2 separate regions of the Homo sapiens genome follow, and region 1 is linked to region 2. Evidence: chromatin loops called from intact Hi-C (ENCODE). Cell type or tissue: B cell. All regions are shown on one strand.

Region 1 (8,000 bases), 240 kb before region 2:
GTTCCTCATTTCAAGTTAAACTACAACAGGCTCCCAAGGGCCTGTGAAACCCTACATAATCTGATTCTTGTTTACTTTTTCACTTCCTACCACCTTCTTTCTTCATCATCACCAACAACACTGGTCTTTCCTCTCTGCCTCAGGTTCTTTGCACTTTTGAGTCCCTCTGCCTGGACCATCCAATCCAAAGTGACTCCCACCCCAACCTGCAAGTCACTATTGTAATCCTATCCATTATTTTCTTTCATCCTGTCATCAGTACTTGAAATTATCTTGTTTATGTGCTTTCTAGTTTATATTCTTTCCTTCCCCCAGCCAGGATGTAACCTCCATGAGCTTTCCCCTTTGTTTTTTGCTTACTTTCTTACTTTCTCTCTTTAAAAAAAAAATCTGTCTTCAGCTTTCAGAATGGGTATATACAGTTAGTGCTCACTGCATATTTGTTGGAATAAATGTCTGAATGGTACTTAGAAGACTAGGTTTTTGGTAAAGAAGGTGAAGTTAATTTCAGGCATATTGAGACTGTAGTGTCAATGGGAGACTTGCAAACAAAGACGCCCAGTGTGCAGCTGGCTATGTGTTTCTTGAAGACAAACCTGAGTTGAAGACGTAGAGTTGGGAGCCATCAGTATAAAGGTGGTAATTGAAGTTGTGAGAGTGATTGACAAAGCTCAGAAGTGTGAGTTGAATAATCTGACTAGTTTACAATGAACCAAGGAGGCCCATAGAGAATACACATAACATGGTGAGAGGGCATTGACTAATAAGTAGAATGGGGGAGAAAGCAGCTTGTCTCTCCTTCCTGCCCAGGAAGGTCACTTACTTTTCTTAGAATGGAATCATTTCTGTTAAGTGTCTTAAAAGGACACCAGCCCTGTGATTTTGGACACTGGGATCATACTAATGATAAACTAAGTCAGGGAAGAGGAGCTTTAAGCCACTGGCTTAGGCTGCCATCTATTGCTCTGTTTCCTTTTACAGCTAGAGTTGTCTACATATGTTATCACCTCCCATTCATTATCCTTCCCACACAACTGGCTCCTGCCTCCATCACCAAAATTTTTCTTAAATTTTCCAGTGATTCTTTGTGACCAAACTCAAGGCCCTCTTCTCTGAATTTATCTTAGTCTCTCAGTATAGTCAACCATTCCCTCTTGGCTTGCTAACATGTTCTTTCTTGGTGCTCCTCTGTCTTCACTGGTCTCGTTCCCTCAGTCTGTCTTGCTAGATTCCTCTTCCACTGGGATTACTTAGAGCAGGGCTAGGTCTGTGGTTCTCTTTTCTTCTCCCATAGATCAGAATACCTTTATTTTATTGATAACTCATATATATACATATATCTGGTCCAGATATTATATATTATCTGGTCCAGATTTTATATATATATATATATATATATATATATATATATATATATATGGACCACACTTTTTCAGTGAGTGCCAAATTGCCATATTGTGGGGAATATAACTTCCTGATTTCTCAGTGTTCCTGTAAAAAGCCCTAGTCCCGGAGACACAGAAATGTATGCAATATAAATATAGGAAATACTTGCTTTCACTTCCCCAGAAACATTTTCCTCTTCCCACACCATGAGAATTAGAGCTATAGCTATTTTTCTAGTTAATTACTCTGATCTAGAGGGAGAATAGAACCTCTCTTATCTCCTGAGATGGCCAAATGGGTTCACCCAGGACTAGCTTCCTAGGTTAAATCCTAAAGTACCAGGAAAACTGGAGTGGTCTTTCCCTAGGTATTTATATATCACAAGGGGTAAAGCCCAGAACTTGGAGACATCTTTAGGTTGTAAAAGCCAGCAACACCTAGAGTTTCTCTGGCCTTTGGAAAGATGCATTTAAATTCCAAAGGTTAGGATGGAGAGCTTTGGAACGAGGATCTTTTCCATTTTATCTCAAAGCAGCAAAGTTTTTTCTTTTCCTTTCAGGAGGAAAGGATGATGGCTATCCCTCTCATGTATCTAAACAGAAAAATCCATCATTCTACATCCCTTATACATGAGTTGTAGTCTATTTTGAATAGAAAGATTCCATTAGCTCTCTTAGCATTGCCTTTGGGTTTGTGTATGGGAGACAGACGCTGCAATATTGCTCTGGCTGATAAGCTGGTTGTGAATATCAGTAAAGAATTATTTTCCCTGACCAGATACCTTGTGTTCCTGCAGCACTCATATATATAAGGAGATACCAATGCAAGTGGAGTAACATCTTAGACCCTTTACAGTTCTTGACAAAACACACATCTATACACAGCTGCATAGATGGCTAGCAGAAACCTCTAAAGGAACAGGTCAATAATTGAACTCTAAGAGTTATCCCCCAATATATTTGCATCTTCCCTCAGCAATGGGCATTACCACTTACTTGTTCAAGCCAGAAATTGAAGAGTGGGCCTTGATTTTTCTCTTTCTCATCTGTAGCTAATAATATGTCAAATCCTGTCAACAATACCTGCAAAACTGATCTTGAATTGGCACTCTTCTCTGCATCTCCACTGTCAGATCTGAATCCAAGCCACCAAGAACTCTCATGGCATCTGCCCCAAAATGGCTGCCCTGCCTCCATTCTTTCCCAGCTCCAACTCATTCTTTACACCGTAGCAAAATTGAGCTTACATTGTGTCACTTCACTGACTAAATCTCTTCAATGGCTTCCCATTGCATTTAGAATAAAATTCAACCCTCCACAGCTTGACCTACAAGCCCTGCATGAGCTGTTTCCAGCCTCCAGCTTCCTCTTGTACTCTCATCTTACCTCCTGGGAGGCTTTTTTTCTTATGTCTCCTTTTTGGAGTTGACCAGATACATCTTTTTCTTTTCTTTCCTAAAAAGAAAGGATAATGTTTTATAGTTACAAACATTGATCTCCCAATCTTGTATGTCAATGATATTCAGCTTTTACTTTTGGTCTTCAAACCACATTGCTAGAAGTTCATTGGTGACCTTAGGTGATGGTACTTCAGGGAGTAATAGGGGAAGAAGGACTCTAAAATGACAGAGGAAAAGGAGAAACGAAGAAATAGAGACAGGGAGTTTAGGTAGCTCATTTCTAGAAGTTTGGTTGTGAAATGAAGGAGAGAGATATGGAAGTAGTTGAAGTGAGATGAGAATCAAGAAAAAGCATTTTTTAATGAGCTGTGATACATGTAATGCAGATTCTTGTGTGAGACATACTGCTTTAATGAATACTTGAGAGAGAAGGGATCATGGATACTATAAGATGAGGCAGAAGGATTGTCTTAGAAGAGAAGGAGGGAACTCGGAGAGGAGGGAGACAGATGTAGTTAGGGTTTGTAGGACTAGCAGCACAAATAAGGGGATTCTCATCTGATATCTCCTTATGGTGCAGGAGGGAAAGTCACTGATTGAGCAAAAAGCAGGAGGTGAGGGGGTCAGAGGTTTGAAAAATAGGGCTTGAGGTTTGAAAGGATTATTGCAGGAAGTAGCATTGTCACACAGTAAGGAGAGATGATTTGTGCTGGAACCATGAAGACCAGTGAGTGCACTCTGCCCTGCTGTGGAACTCTCTCCAGCACTGCTGGCTTTCAGATGCAGTGTACAGGAAGTAGGTAAGTAGGGTCTTCCAAGACTTGCCAGAGAGTTCTAGGAAAAGGCAGAGAGGAAAGGCAGGTTTAAGATAATGGCAATAGATTACTGAAATGATGAATCTTGGACTGTGAGTTAGTGTCAATGTTAAAAAGCTGGGAAGCAAAGAAAAGCAGATGATGGCTTGGAAGGAGGAAAGGCCAGTGGACTGGTGATCCAAATGAGGTTGAAGGACAACTTCAGAGGAAACAACAAATAAATAAGCACAGAAAAATATATTTTTGATTCTTTTTCTTTTGTTAGGATTGGGCTGGGAAAGAGTGATCAGAGGTTGAATGATAGCTATAAAAGGAGAAAAGCTCAAGGACAGGTATCAAAAAAGGAATTCTGAAATTAACTGTTGGGAAATCGAGCCAGGTTTGAATGACGATAGGGTCTATAGCTTGCCTTTGGGTATGGGAGGCCAAGAATTGGTGGAGGAAAAAGTCATGGAAAATGAGAAGATGAAGGATTTGAGGGGCCAGAGTATTGGATAACAGAGTTGTCTGTTATCCGTGTGTACCCTGAAGGCATCTAGGATGATGCTGGGACTTGAAATGACAGAAAAGCAGCTTTTGAAAGGATTATTGGGGAAATTATTGGATGATATTGATGATGAGTGAGTGAACATTTTAATTGAATGGTTAAGACTCAAAGGAGAGGATCAGGGAGGAAGGGGCTGGATGGGGCCAGTAGGCAGCAAAGGACAGACATCTAACCTGTCTCTCACCATGAGGTGTGAGTGATGGATGGCAGAGAATGCCTAGCCATGTCTTAAGAGGAAGTGGGTTCCTCTCTGGGGAACCAACTTTCAGTTAAAGAGGGAAGTGCAATTAACACTCTAAGAAGTTGTGAATATAGGAGATTGATTTTTTCAGAACAGGCAATTCCAATGGCATATTTCAATACCCCCAAATGCCTTCTGGTTTCCTGATAATTTTCATAAAGGCCTTTTTGGAAGATGCAGCAAATGGAAACTGCAGAAACGAACTGTGTGTGGCATCAGGACTGTGGTCACATAGTGGTGCTCTTGACAAGATACAGTCAGAAAAACAGAAAGCAACTCTGAATTCACCCTTCTGACCTCTACAGAAGAAAGGCTTTTCTTACCTTTCTTGTCTGAAGGTGTGCTGGACACCTCCTGGGGCTCTTCTGGGTCATTTGGTTCTGGAGAATTATCTCTTATCTCTGACAAAAGAAATATAAGTCATTTCAGAGCTCAGATCCAGTGAAGAGAAAGTGCTGAGGGAAGTCAATGCAAGAACTAGAAAAGTAGAAAGTACATGCAGCCCAGGGCCGGGAATCTGCTTGCCCTAAGAATTCCCTGGCTCTGTCTTGATTTTTGCCAACTTGTGGTTATTGTTACCTGTGCGACCATCACAGGGAACTAGGGCACAACTGCCCCACAGCAGAGGCTCAGTCTGATCCTTTTAGAGAGATTATCTTATGGATGGAAGAGAAGTGAGTGAAGAAGGTGCAATGAATGGAAATTGCAGGAATAAACTGTGCTGGGTATCATGACTATAGTCACATGGTTTCTGCTCCCAGCAGCCCCTGCTCAAGGAATGAAGCTGAGAGCGGAAAGTGGTGATATTGAAATCTGATGTCCATGATGAAGGGGAATGTCTTTGCTGTATGAAAAATACATCTTATTGCTTTGACGTCTATGTGTGGATATTCTTTAACTGCTCTATCTGTGGTTATTTTACTTGGAGAAATAGTGGAGAAGGCTAAATGCCTTATATATTTCTGTATATAAGGATTGTTTGAAGAAAGCAGGAGCTAGCCTGTGCTTGCTAGCACCTGTTAACAGCAAAGACATATAAAGCTCTGCTAGTTTTTGCTGCACAAAGAAAGACAGAGAACTTGAAGCCATAACAAATAAAGGCTCATCTCACATGAAGCTGTCACCTTTTTCTTTACACACTGCATTGAGATTGGTCTCAAATGCTGGCCTGCTTAGGAATAGGTGACTGAGGCAGGTGGCAAGCAGTCATTAGATCTTTGGAATAATTTATTACCTTTCAAGTTATATTCATAATATCAACTCTTAAACTCCAAGTGATATAGAAATGACCAGGGTTGAAAGTGAAAATTCCCCACAGTCAGGTGGGGGCTTGGAAGGAGGACCATCCATGTCTGCTGCAGCAATTCACTATTAGGGCCACACAGTGTTTTTGTTCATTTGCTTTGCATTTTGACAGAGCCGTTTTGAGCACTACTTTATTGAAGTGGCCTCAGAAGAGTGGCTCTGTCAAACAGTCCAGCCTGACTCAGTTCCCTTGCTTTCCCCTGGGGTTCCTGCCACAACCCTTTGTGGCAGGTGAATGTTTCCCTTTCAGGCGCTTTGTGGCATTTGGAGTCCAAACCTACAGGCACTGGTGGGGCTCTGTCCATCATCATCCGTGGCCCTATCCAAGTCTACCTTTTCCAGACTTGCCTCCTTTGCCCTCCCCCAGGGACTCTGTATCCATTCAGAGGTCGGGTCTCCTGCCTGTTCAAGCTCCCAAGTGCTGGGTGAACTGGAAGCTGGGCCAAGATTGCTGAGAGGCAGGAGGAGAGCCCCCTCTCTAGAAGATCCGAATGGCTTTTCCTCTTAGTAAACACAGAAACAAAGGCAAGCTTTTAGGTTGACCAAACCAAGATTACCTGGCATAGAGCCCAAGGGAGAGTGGGGCATCTCTTGAGGGTCTTCTTTATCTCTTATTTGGGGGATCAGGTTGTCACTGGCCACTGAATGGAGGAAGAAAAAGTTTTAGATCTCAGGAACAGCAAGCAGGGACCAGAATGAGGAGAAAAGAGAATGCTCTATTCCAACAAGTAAAAATGACGGGGTAACAGCAACCAAGGCCTGGGAAAGGATGGCATAGAGTGGGAAAGTAAGCAACCATTCACTCTCAATTAGCCACTTGTTCTTCCATTGCTGTTAGCTTCCTGATTATGTTAACCTTTTTGGATGGTAGGTATTAGAGGAGTGGATGCAATATTATTTGGATCGAAGAGGACCCCTCTTCTCAGTACTGGAGAGCTCAGAATCCATGGTATCATTTTTGACAATGCCCAATATCATACCATTCTTACGTTTAATGTAATCAAACTCCATTATGATGATGGTTTGGGGAGGACAAGTGATACAATTTGAGAAGCTAAATATTAGGTCTAGCAGACCTTTAAACATTTTATCATCTTTTCTAGTAATTTTGATAACATTGTTCTTAGAATCCAAACCATATAAAAATGAAGAATGTTGAAACTCTAAGGCCCCCATAATCAGGTGGGGGTGAGGAATCAGCTAAGGGTCACTAGTGTGAGTGTTACGCAGGTTACTTGTCAATTCAGAATGGTGTTTTGGTTGTTGGTTTGTTTTGCATTGCTGCGTTGGTGAATTGGCCCCTTCTGTTTCTTTTCCTTTGTATTGCTCAGTTCTTTTTCCCAGGGTTCCCACCATAGCCTCTTGGTTGGCAGACGCATGTTCTCCCTTCACAGTCACCTTGAGCTAAGCGGTATCAGCCCCAGTCAGTGTTACCTTGCACAGTGCTAGTGAGGAGGCTGGGCATCTCTTCTGAGTCTTCTTCCGCATTCATTTTGGATGTTAACTTGTCATTGGTCACTGAAGGAGGAAAGGAAATTATTACAGATTGCAGGGACTGGATGTCAGGGAGAAGAGTGAATGTTAAAAGTGCCTGGGGCAGATAGAGCATCAAGGCACAAGGGCAGAGGGTTGGAATGTCCCGGGAGTGGGAAGCAGGTGTTCTGGACTCTAGGTCTTACCCACCCCCCGGCAGTGCTCATAATCCCTCTTGAAAAGGGTTGTGTTTGGGTAGATGGGTGCAAGAGAAGAACTAGGACAATAAAAGTCAAGATGCTGGGATTGGCGGCAACATGGCACAGGCACCTTAGGCTGAGGATATACAGGTGTTGGATGGGATCTGTTTCTCACCTGAAGTGCTTCTTCCTTCCTGGATGAGTGCAGGGAGAGGCAGGACAGGGTCAGATGGGCTGGGCGACTCACTCAGGATCTCATCGCTTTGCTGGGAGGATGTTCCAGGCTCACTGACTCTTGGCGCACAGGGTGAACAGCTTGGTTGAGGGGGTTGTGGTGGGGGCAGCGCCAGTGGGGTATGGAGGGAGCTTCCTTCTGCTAGGCCAGTTGGGGCTTCAAGTAGGATTGGTGTGTCTCTGCTCTGCCATTCATAGGAAGCACCAACTGGGATTGGTGAAGGGACACACATCAGTACCCTGGAGACTCAGAATTACTTGGGGAAGGGGATTTCTTAATACATGCCTTCCAATAGGATGGGGGCATGGAGCTATTCATTGTCCCCCAGGTGCAGAGAACTGATTCATTGTCATCATTATCCATTTGTGGCCCCTTAATATTTTATTTATCTGGTTTGGG
Region 2 (8,000 bases):
CATAAATGTACAATGTTTTGTAGAATTCGTACACTATAACATAAACTAAAACTTAAAAATAATTTTAATGAAGTGATTTACTTGAAATAGCAGTTGACACAGCATTTTCTTCCAGTTAACATCAATTTAAAATGCCTAGATCTGGGAACATTAAAACCCACAGGGAATTGATGTCTAGAGAGGACAAATTTGGAGGTAGATGCTTGTTATTCTTTCTCCAACACATTTGTTTTCTTTTTCTTTCCTTTTTTTTGTGCATTTCTGGAGTCTTGGAATATGGGTAAATTCCACCCATAGGCCCTGTTGGAGATACAGAGCAGCGAGTCATCTCTGGCTATGAATATGCTTCCTCTGTGGCCAAGTTCACAGCAAGGGGAGACTGGTTGCCTGGTTTCCTTGGGCCCTTCAGGCCAAATCAGTCTTGGGGGAAGAGCAGGGGTTGTCCAGCCAACAAAACAGCCACTCATCAATTGCCTGCTACGTCTATCCTAAAAACATATGGATCAGGCTATTAAAGGACTTTGAGCCCACTTTTATCCTTCCAAATTTCCCCTTTTTGCATCTAATGTAAATGAGGGTGAAGCAATCAGGCTCATCAGTGGGCATTTTTAAGGACAAGGGACTTACTTCTTTCATTACTGGCTATACAAATAAGTAAAAATTATAGAACCTCACATGAAAATACCTACGTAGAGAAATTAGAATACAGTAACCATAGAATTCCTTTCTAGAGCTCTTCTGTGACTTGGAAGTCTTTATTTATATTTTCTCCATTCAATATTTTTTAAGGATTCTCAAGATTCTTGTAGAAACCTGGTCCCTGTACAGAGAGTGGTGTACAATGTTCTTAGTGAACTGGAGAAGACATTTAACCTGCCAGTTCTGGAAGCACTGTTCAGCGATGTCAACATGCAGGAATACCCCGATTTAATTCACATTTATAAAGGCTTTGAAAATGGTAATTAGATTTATTATCTACCTTTTTATTTCCAGGGCCAAGTTTTTTCAATAAGTATATACTGATCTCCTACCATGAGTGACATGTTGTGTTGGGCAGTGGGCATAGAGTAGTTAACAAAATAGACATGCCATGAGTCTTCTCTTAGCTCATGGCGTATGGCTATGGTAAAACAAGTACCCGGAGGTCTGCTTCACTGGCCACTTAGACTCACAGGACAACCAGAGCCACACTGGCATCAGATTTACTTAGAAGAGTATAGGATAAGAAACAGAATCCCAACAGGGCAGCTTCTTATCTTCAGTGGGAGCCCTTGCAGTGGTCTACATAGCATCCACCAAATTGACTACTACCTGCCCTGAGTGACAGCTTAGCTGTGGGTGCAGGATCCACCTTGGCTCAGCACCACATGCCTGTGGGAGTGTATGTCTCTTGTAACAACTCCACAGTCACAGCTTTCAGGATGCCCTAAGAGGCAAGCTGAGTTACAAGAGTTATCAATTGAAGGAAGACCACAACTATGGCTTCCCCACAGGTATTTATTGTCCATATATAGTCCCAGTCAACCTGTCATGGGTCATTTCTAACCTCAGTGTTTGCCTAGTAACACTGCAAAAAAGGCTACCTTTATTAGGTTTCCAGAATATGAGCAAGAAAGTTAACCCTGGGTCAAGTTTGCCTTCAGTGAAGCAGAAGTGGTTTTGCTAACCCTTTATCCACAAGGGGTGAAACAAAGATTGACAAAACTGATTACTCTGCCAGGGACTATTTTTGGTGCTATACCAAACTAAAGGTTTCATTCTTGACCTTTTTCCTGAGAATGCATAATTTATACTATTAAAATGGTACACGTTAAAGACGTCCTCCAATTTTTTTTACTTGCCTGGAAAACTTTTTATTCCCACACAGTTTAATCTCAACCCAGTTCTCCAAATAAGAGATAGAGACATCACAAGAAAAATGGGCACATGCTCTGAAGATGGTGGATGCTATGGGAACTGGAATAAAAGTGTGAAAACATGTCTGCAAAACAGGGCAAATTAGATTTGGCTAAATCTGAGAGTGAGAAGCAGTATACAAGTTGACTTAGATCAATTGGAGGAAGATATTGAAAGGCCTGGAATTTAAAGTTAAGGAATTTGAAGTTTACTCGCTAGGCAATCAAGAAATACTGCAGGTTTATAAACAAGGAAAGAAGTGTAAGCAGTAGTTGTATATGGCTTATTGATTTGTGTCAATACTAACCTTATCTAAATTAATAATAAAATAATTTCTATAGCAAAAATTCAAGTCAGAAAAGGAATAAAAGGAAATCAAATACCTGGGCACAAATTTTGAGTCAATGTTATGTTTGTAAGCAGGATGGTCCAGGCTGCGGGGATGAAGGGAATGGTGCTACCTTTACTGCCCACATTCTCAGGGGCTCTGTTCCTCTCCATGGACTGCAGGGATCCCCCTTCCTAGCTCCAGTGCCCACAACTCACGTCTTAGTTTCTGGCGCTCCTTGTGCTTGGGTGACCTGCCCTGAGGCTCACTGTCACTGACCTGGGACAGCACCACCCACCGCCCCACCCAGCACAGCAAGCCCACCCACCATCAGGGAGATGCTGCTGACTCTCGGACCCTGAAGTCCACACAAGCTGCCCCTGTGTCCTCTGTTATGTTTATTTGAGAACTGTTCATCCTCCCTGACCCAATTAAGACAACATTCTCCTGTTTCTAGCCTCATCTTTAAAGATGTTGAGGTTTTTCTCATTTATTTTTTATTTATTTATGTTTTTTGAGACAGTTCCAATCTGTTGCCCAGGCTGGAGTGCAGTGGCATAATCTCAGCTCACTGCAGCCCCAGCCTCCTGGGCTCTAGTGATCCTCCCCCCTCAGCCTCTTGAGTAGCTGGGACCATAGGTGTGCAACACCACATCCAGCTAATTTTATTTTTCTTTTCAAAGATGAGGTCCAGCTATGTGGCCCAGGCTGGTCTCAAAATCCTGGGCTCAAGCAATCCTCCTGCATCGGCCTCCCAAAGTGCTGTGATTACAGGTGTGAGCCACTGCACGTGGCTGATTTTCTGTGATTACAGGTGTGAGCCACTGCACCTGGCTGATTATAAAAAAGTGGAATCTCTCTAGGACTTGAGACCTTCTCCCCAGGGAATTCCCCAGTTTCTTCCTTACACTTGATATATGCCTACCCTGCCATCTGACAATTTTGAGGGTAACACAGCTCACAATGTTTCCATTACTCCTTTATCCTTAAATCTTGAATGTCTCCTTTTTGTGTAGGACAATAAAGCCTTCACTGTTGGGGTCTTCTCTTCTCTGTCCCAGGGGATGACGGGAGAACTTTAGGTCATGTGGAACCCTCTGAGCTCTGAGTCACCCAAGGGCTGGAAATTCCTAAAAGCATGATTTCCAGACATTGTCCCTGGTCCCTGTAGATCTCTAATTGCTTCTTCTCTCTCCCACTCTTCAGTAATCCATGACAAATTGCCTCTCCAAGAAAGTGAAGAAGAAGAGAGGGAGGAGAGGTCTGGCCTCCAACTAAGTCTTGAACAAGGTAAAAATGACAGAATAAAAGCTTTTTTCTAAGAGAGGTTAGGGATCCAAGGTTCTGAGTGGAGATTGTGAATCAGGGAAGACATATGGAAGGACTATGGAGAAGTCAAGGAGAGAGTTATATGAGCTTCTAACCAGGTGCAGGGTCCTGGAGAAGTGGCCATGACAAGGCATAGTTGGCTCAATAACCATGAGGGAATCAGAACCAAGCGTGTCAGTAGGCCAGATTTACAGATGCCGACTACCTAGAAGTAATTGTAATTTAGAAAGGTCCCTGTAGGGGATCAGTGTGAAGTTGCAAAGGGTTAAGAACCACAGCCCGTGGCCCGTGGTCAACATCAAAGAGGAGACCCCTGGGGAAAGAAAGGCTCCTGTTTTACCTGTACTGTCATATTCACAACACTTCTGACACCAAACATGTCGGTGATCTCCCCACATCAGTCAGTTCTCCAATTCTCTGTAGATACCATCTGATATCTTATAATTTAATTGAATTCTGGCACTAATTGCCCAGACTTGGCACGGACTCCGCAGGTTAAGGGCTCATTCCCATAAGAATGCCCCCCACTTCAGATGCCAGTTGCAAGTCTCAGGTTGTGGCCTGTGCCTGTAAATTGGAGGTTCCCGCAAGCCCTTCATTGGCTTTCATACTTTCCTAGTAGATCACACAGATCTCATGGAAATGTTGACTTATATTTGACATTTATTATAAAGGATACAACTCAAGAAGAGCCAAGTGGAAGAAATGCATAGGGCAAAGCGTGGGGAAGGGCACAGAGCTTCTGCCCTCTCTGGGACACGACTCTCCTGGCACTTCCATGTGTTTGCCAACCCAGAAGATTTCTGAACCCAGTCACTTAGGGTTCTTTATGGACATTCCATTATACAGCCTGGATTGATTAAATCATTGGCACCTGATTATTAAGTTAACCTCCATCCCTCCTCTCCCCTCCCTGGAGGTCAAGAGGTGGAGCTGAAAGTTCCACCCCTCTAATCTCATGTTCAGCTCCCCTGGCAACCACACCCCAATCCTTAGGGGCTTTCCAAAAGTTACCTCATTAACATAAACCCAGGTGTGGTCGAAAAGGGGTTGTTATGAATAACAGAAAGTGCTCTTTTCACTTGTTATGACTTAAGATGTTTTAGGGTTTTAGGAGCTCTGGCCAGGAGCAGGGAATTAAGACTGAAATGTATATTTCTTATATCACGGGAGAAACTTGGTGATGGCAGAAGAGGGGACAAATTTAAATGTGAGGATGTTGTTCAAGAGCAGGAATATTCAAAGAGAAAGGCGGTCATGTAGAGAGACTCAGAAAGGAAGTGATGCACATGGGAAGAGGATGTAAGTACCTAGAGGACAAAGGAAGGGAAATGAAACCGTGAAAAGGGGTAAAAGACAACAAAAATAACCTTGTCATTAACAGCTCACTTTGATTGAACATCTACTCTGTGGCGGTTGGTTTAATGCTCATGACAGCCATTGGAGATTAATATTACTTATATGCCTATTTTGCAGATAAGGTAACTGAAATCCAGAGATACCACAAATGGAGTTTACATAGGGTCAGATGAATAAGGAAAAACCCAGATGTTCTACCCCAGAGCCTGCATTCCTAACCCTGTGCTATCCAGGCAATCTAAAAAAATAAAAACAGAAAAATGAAACAAAAATGAGGAAATATTTGCAGACAAAAAGATCCAGAAAAAAAGAATACCAAGAGCTGGAGGAAGTAGAGGCTACTCAGACACTGAGTCCTCATGGAAAAGCCAATGAGAAAGCATGAACAGATGTGGAGAGGGAGGGTGTTGTGTGAAAGGGGGTGGGCATGAGGCAACCAGGACTTCAAAGAAACTGAGCTAAGGGCCCTGGGCAGGGTAGCTCTGGGGACAAAGGCAGGATCACTCTGCCATCATCACTTACCAGAGTGTCTCACAGAGGACACGCAGCAGAGTTGTCTGGCCAAGGCCCCTGTCATCCAGGGGTGCAGCTGACCCAGTCCCCTACTCTCAAGGCTGGAGTCTGACTTCAGTAATTAGGTAGCATCTGCCAGCTCCAGGTGGCCTTTGCATTGAGACCTAGAAGGGGTCTTTAACTCCTACGTTACAGAGACCAAAAAGGGATTAGGGGAGAATGGCAAAATCCATACCTCGATTTCTGAAATAAACTTCTAATTTCTTCCTGCCAGGAACTGGTGAAAACTCTTTTCGAAGCCTGACTTGGCCACCTTCGGGTTCCCCATCTCATGCTGGTTTGTTCCTGTTTACTACTCTTTGAGCCTCTGCTATTCTTGCCCCTTTCTGGAATGTGCTGTGGGGTTGCCTCTTTGTGTTAATGATTGTCCAGAATTTTCAGGTTTTACATCTACAGTTTTTCCATTTCTGGGATTTAAATAACAAGTCCTTATCCTCTAGGTTGCCTAGGAGGGTTTCTTCCTCCCACACCCCTTAATCACACTTGCTGCTGGTTCCTGCTGCCGCTGAGCCTGGTCGTTTTACCCATGTGCCTGCTTCACCATTTTCTGCCTGCATCTGCTTGAATCTGGCTGTTGCCTTGGTGCCTTGACCTTACGTCCATCAGTGGCCCGTGCTGTAGTGGTTGGAGGGGAGTGACAGGCAGCAGAGGGCAAATAAAATACCTGTGAATCAAACCATGGTTTAGGTACAACCCCACCTGAAAATGGACTCTCAGAGCACCCCTGTGAAACAGAACAGATAAATGCAAAGAGAAAAGATACAACCAGTGACAAAGATGATTCGCTAGGAAGCCAACAAACAAATGAACAATGTGCTCAAAAGGCTGAGCCAACAGGTAAGACTGACTGGGTTGGCATGAATGGGGAGGAGCCAAGGGGCCCTGGCTGGTGGCAGAGGAAGAGTCTAATGCACAATACAAGGAGACACCTGTTTAACAAGCAGGGGAAAATCACATAGACACAGAGGGGGCCTGTTATACAGATGAGCCTGATACACTGACATACTGATGACAAAGACCTGGAGGAAGAAAGCTAGAAGCAAAAAACTGAGAGAGAAAGGGGAAGAGTTGCAGAGTCTCACCAAAGAAGAGAGACAAACAAAAGGCAAAAGGAGAAAGTAAGAGAGAGATTGGACAGGAATCAATGAAGCACGAACACCTTCACGCAGCAATATATGCAGACAGGGGTATAAGTAGAAACAGGAGAAGAAAGGAGAAGCAGGGTGAGGTCTAACCAAATGGAAACAGGACAGAGCAAGGCTCTACTGGATCTCAGCTGTGATCTCGTTTATCTCCAGAGTCCTGCGAACAAATTGCTGTCCAAGTGAATAATGGGGATGCTGGAAGGGAGATGCCCTGCCCGTTGCCCTGTGATGAAGAAAGTAATTATTGCTTACCTTGCCTATTTTCTTTCCTTTCTTATTCAGATGCTATACATTTGGTTGGTTGGTTGGTTGGTTGTTGTTTTACCATCGTAACCACTTTTTAAAATTACCAGATTAAAAGCTGGATGTATTTATCATTACATGTTGTTTTGAAATATGTACACATTGTGAAAAGGCTAATTAGAGCTAATTAGCATAAATATTACCTCACGTACTTATCATTTTTGTGGTGATAACACAAAACCTATTCTCTCAGTAATTTTTAAGAATACATTATTAACTATATTAATCGTGTTGTATAAAAGATCTCTTAATGTATTTCTCTTATTTAACTAAAATTTTGTATCCTTTGACCAACATCTCCCCAGTCCTCTTCCTCATATCCCCAGCCTCTGTTACCACCATATACTCTCAACTTCTATAAATTCATCTTTTTTACACTCTACATATAAGTGAGATGTCATATATGTCTTTCCATGCCTGTCTTATTTTACATAACATAATATCCTCCAGGTTCATGGTTGTTGTTGCAAATAACAGGATTTCTTCCTTTTCAAAGGCTAGATAGTATTTCAGTGTGTAGATGTATTTCATTGTGTATATATTTTCTTTATCCATTCACCCACTGATGGGTACTTAGGTTGTTTCTGTATCTTGGCTATTGTGAATACTGCTGCAATGAACATGGGAGAGCAGATATCTCTTCCATATACAGATGGTCCCTGATTTATGATGGTTAGACATATGATTTTCAACTTTACAATGGGTTTATTGAAGTATTAAATGCATTTTTGACTTATGATGTGTTCAATTTATGGTAGGTTTATGGAAATGTAGTCCCATCGTAACTCTAGGAGCATCTGTACTGATTTCATATCCTTCGAATATATATTCAGTAGCGAAATTCATGGATTGTATGGGTAGTTCTACTTTTTATTTATTTGAGGACACTCCATACTGTTTTTCTTAGTGATTGTAGCAATTTACATTCCCACCAACAGTGTACAAAGGTTCCCTTTTCTGCACATCCTCACCAACATTTGTTATCTTTAGTCTTTTTGATAATAACCATTCTAACCAGTATGTGGTGATGTTCATTGTGGTTTTAGTTTGCATTTTCTTGATGATAT

Evidence for each region. Hi-C counts contacts between places; a loop is a spot of excess contacts. Peaks named below come from ENCODE experiments on the same cell type or tissue, not always from the same donor. Only the 100,000 strongest peaks of a DNase experiment are listed, where the experiment ranks them.
Region 1: it touches region 2 in a loop (5-fold over the local background); 3 of 110 quality-filtered maps call a loop at or near these places.

Annotation. Positions count from the first base shown.
Region 1 is chr2:230,205,220-230,213,219 of GRCh38, forward strand. SP110 (SP110 nuclear body protein) reads right to left here. Exons shown (of 19, transcript NM_080424.4): 4 at 7,542-7,808; 5 at 7,128-7,211; 6 at 6,251-6,334; 7 at 4,712-4,789; 8 at 2,772-2,840. It also overlaps a transcript of SP140 not described here. Among named protein-coding and RNA genes, the nearest start is that of SP110, 11 kb to the right of the region's middle. In B cell, no CTCF peak of the experiment used is centred here; DNase peaks (open chromatin) are centred at 12 and 4,392; H3K4me3 peaks cover 960 bases; H3K27ac peaks cover 5,308 bases.
Region 2 is chr2:230,443,389-230,451,388 of GRCh38, forward strand. SP100 (SP100 nuclear antigen) reads left to right here. Exons shown (of 29, transcript NM_001080391.2): 4 at 790-958; 5 at 3,431-3,514; 6 at 5,700-5,762; 7 at 6,173-6,322; 8 at 6,784-6,867. All of the region lies in intron 3 of LOC101928816 (a long non-coding RNA gene), which reads right to left. Among named protein-coding and RNA genes, the nearest start is that of SP100, 31 kb to the left of the region's middle. RefSeq lists an enhancer at 4,552-4,821. In B cell, no CTCF peak of the experiment used is centred here; DNase peaks (open chromatin) are centred at 3,909, 4,593, 4,713, 6,423 and 1 weaker place; H3K4me3 peaks cover 2,788 bases; H3K27ac peaks cover 7,919 bases.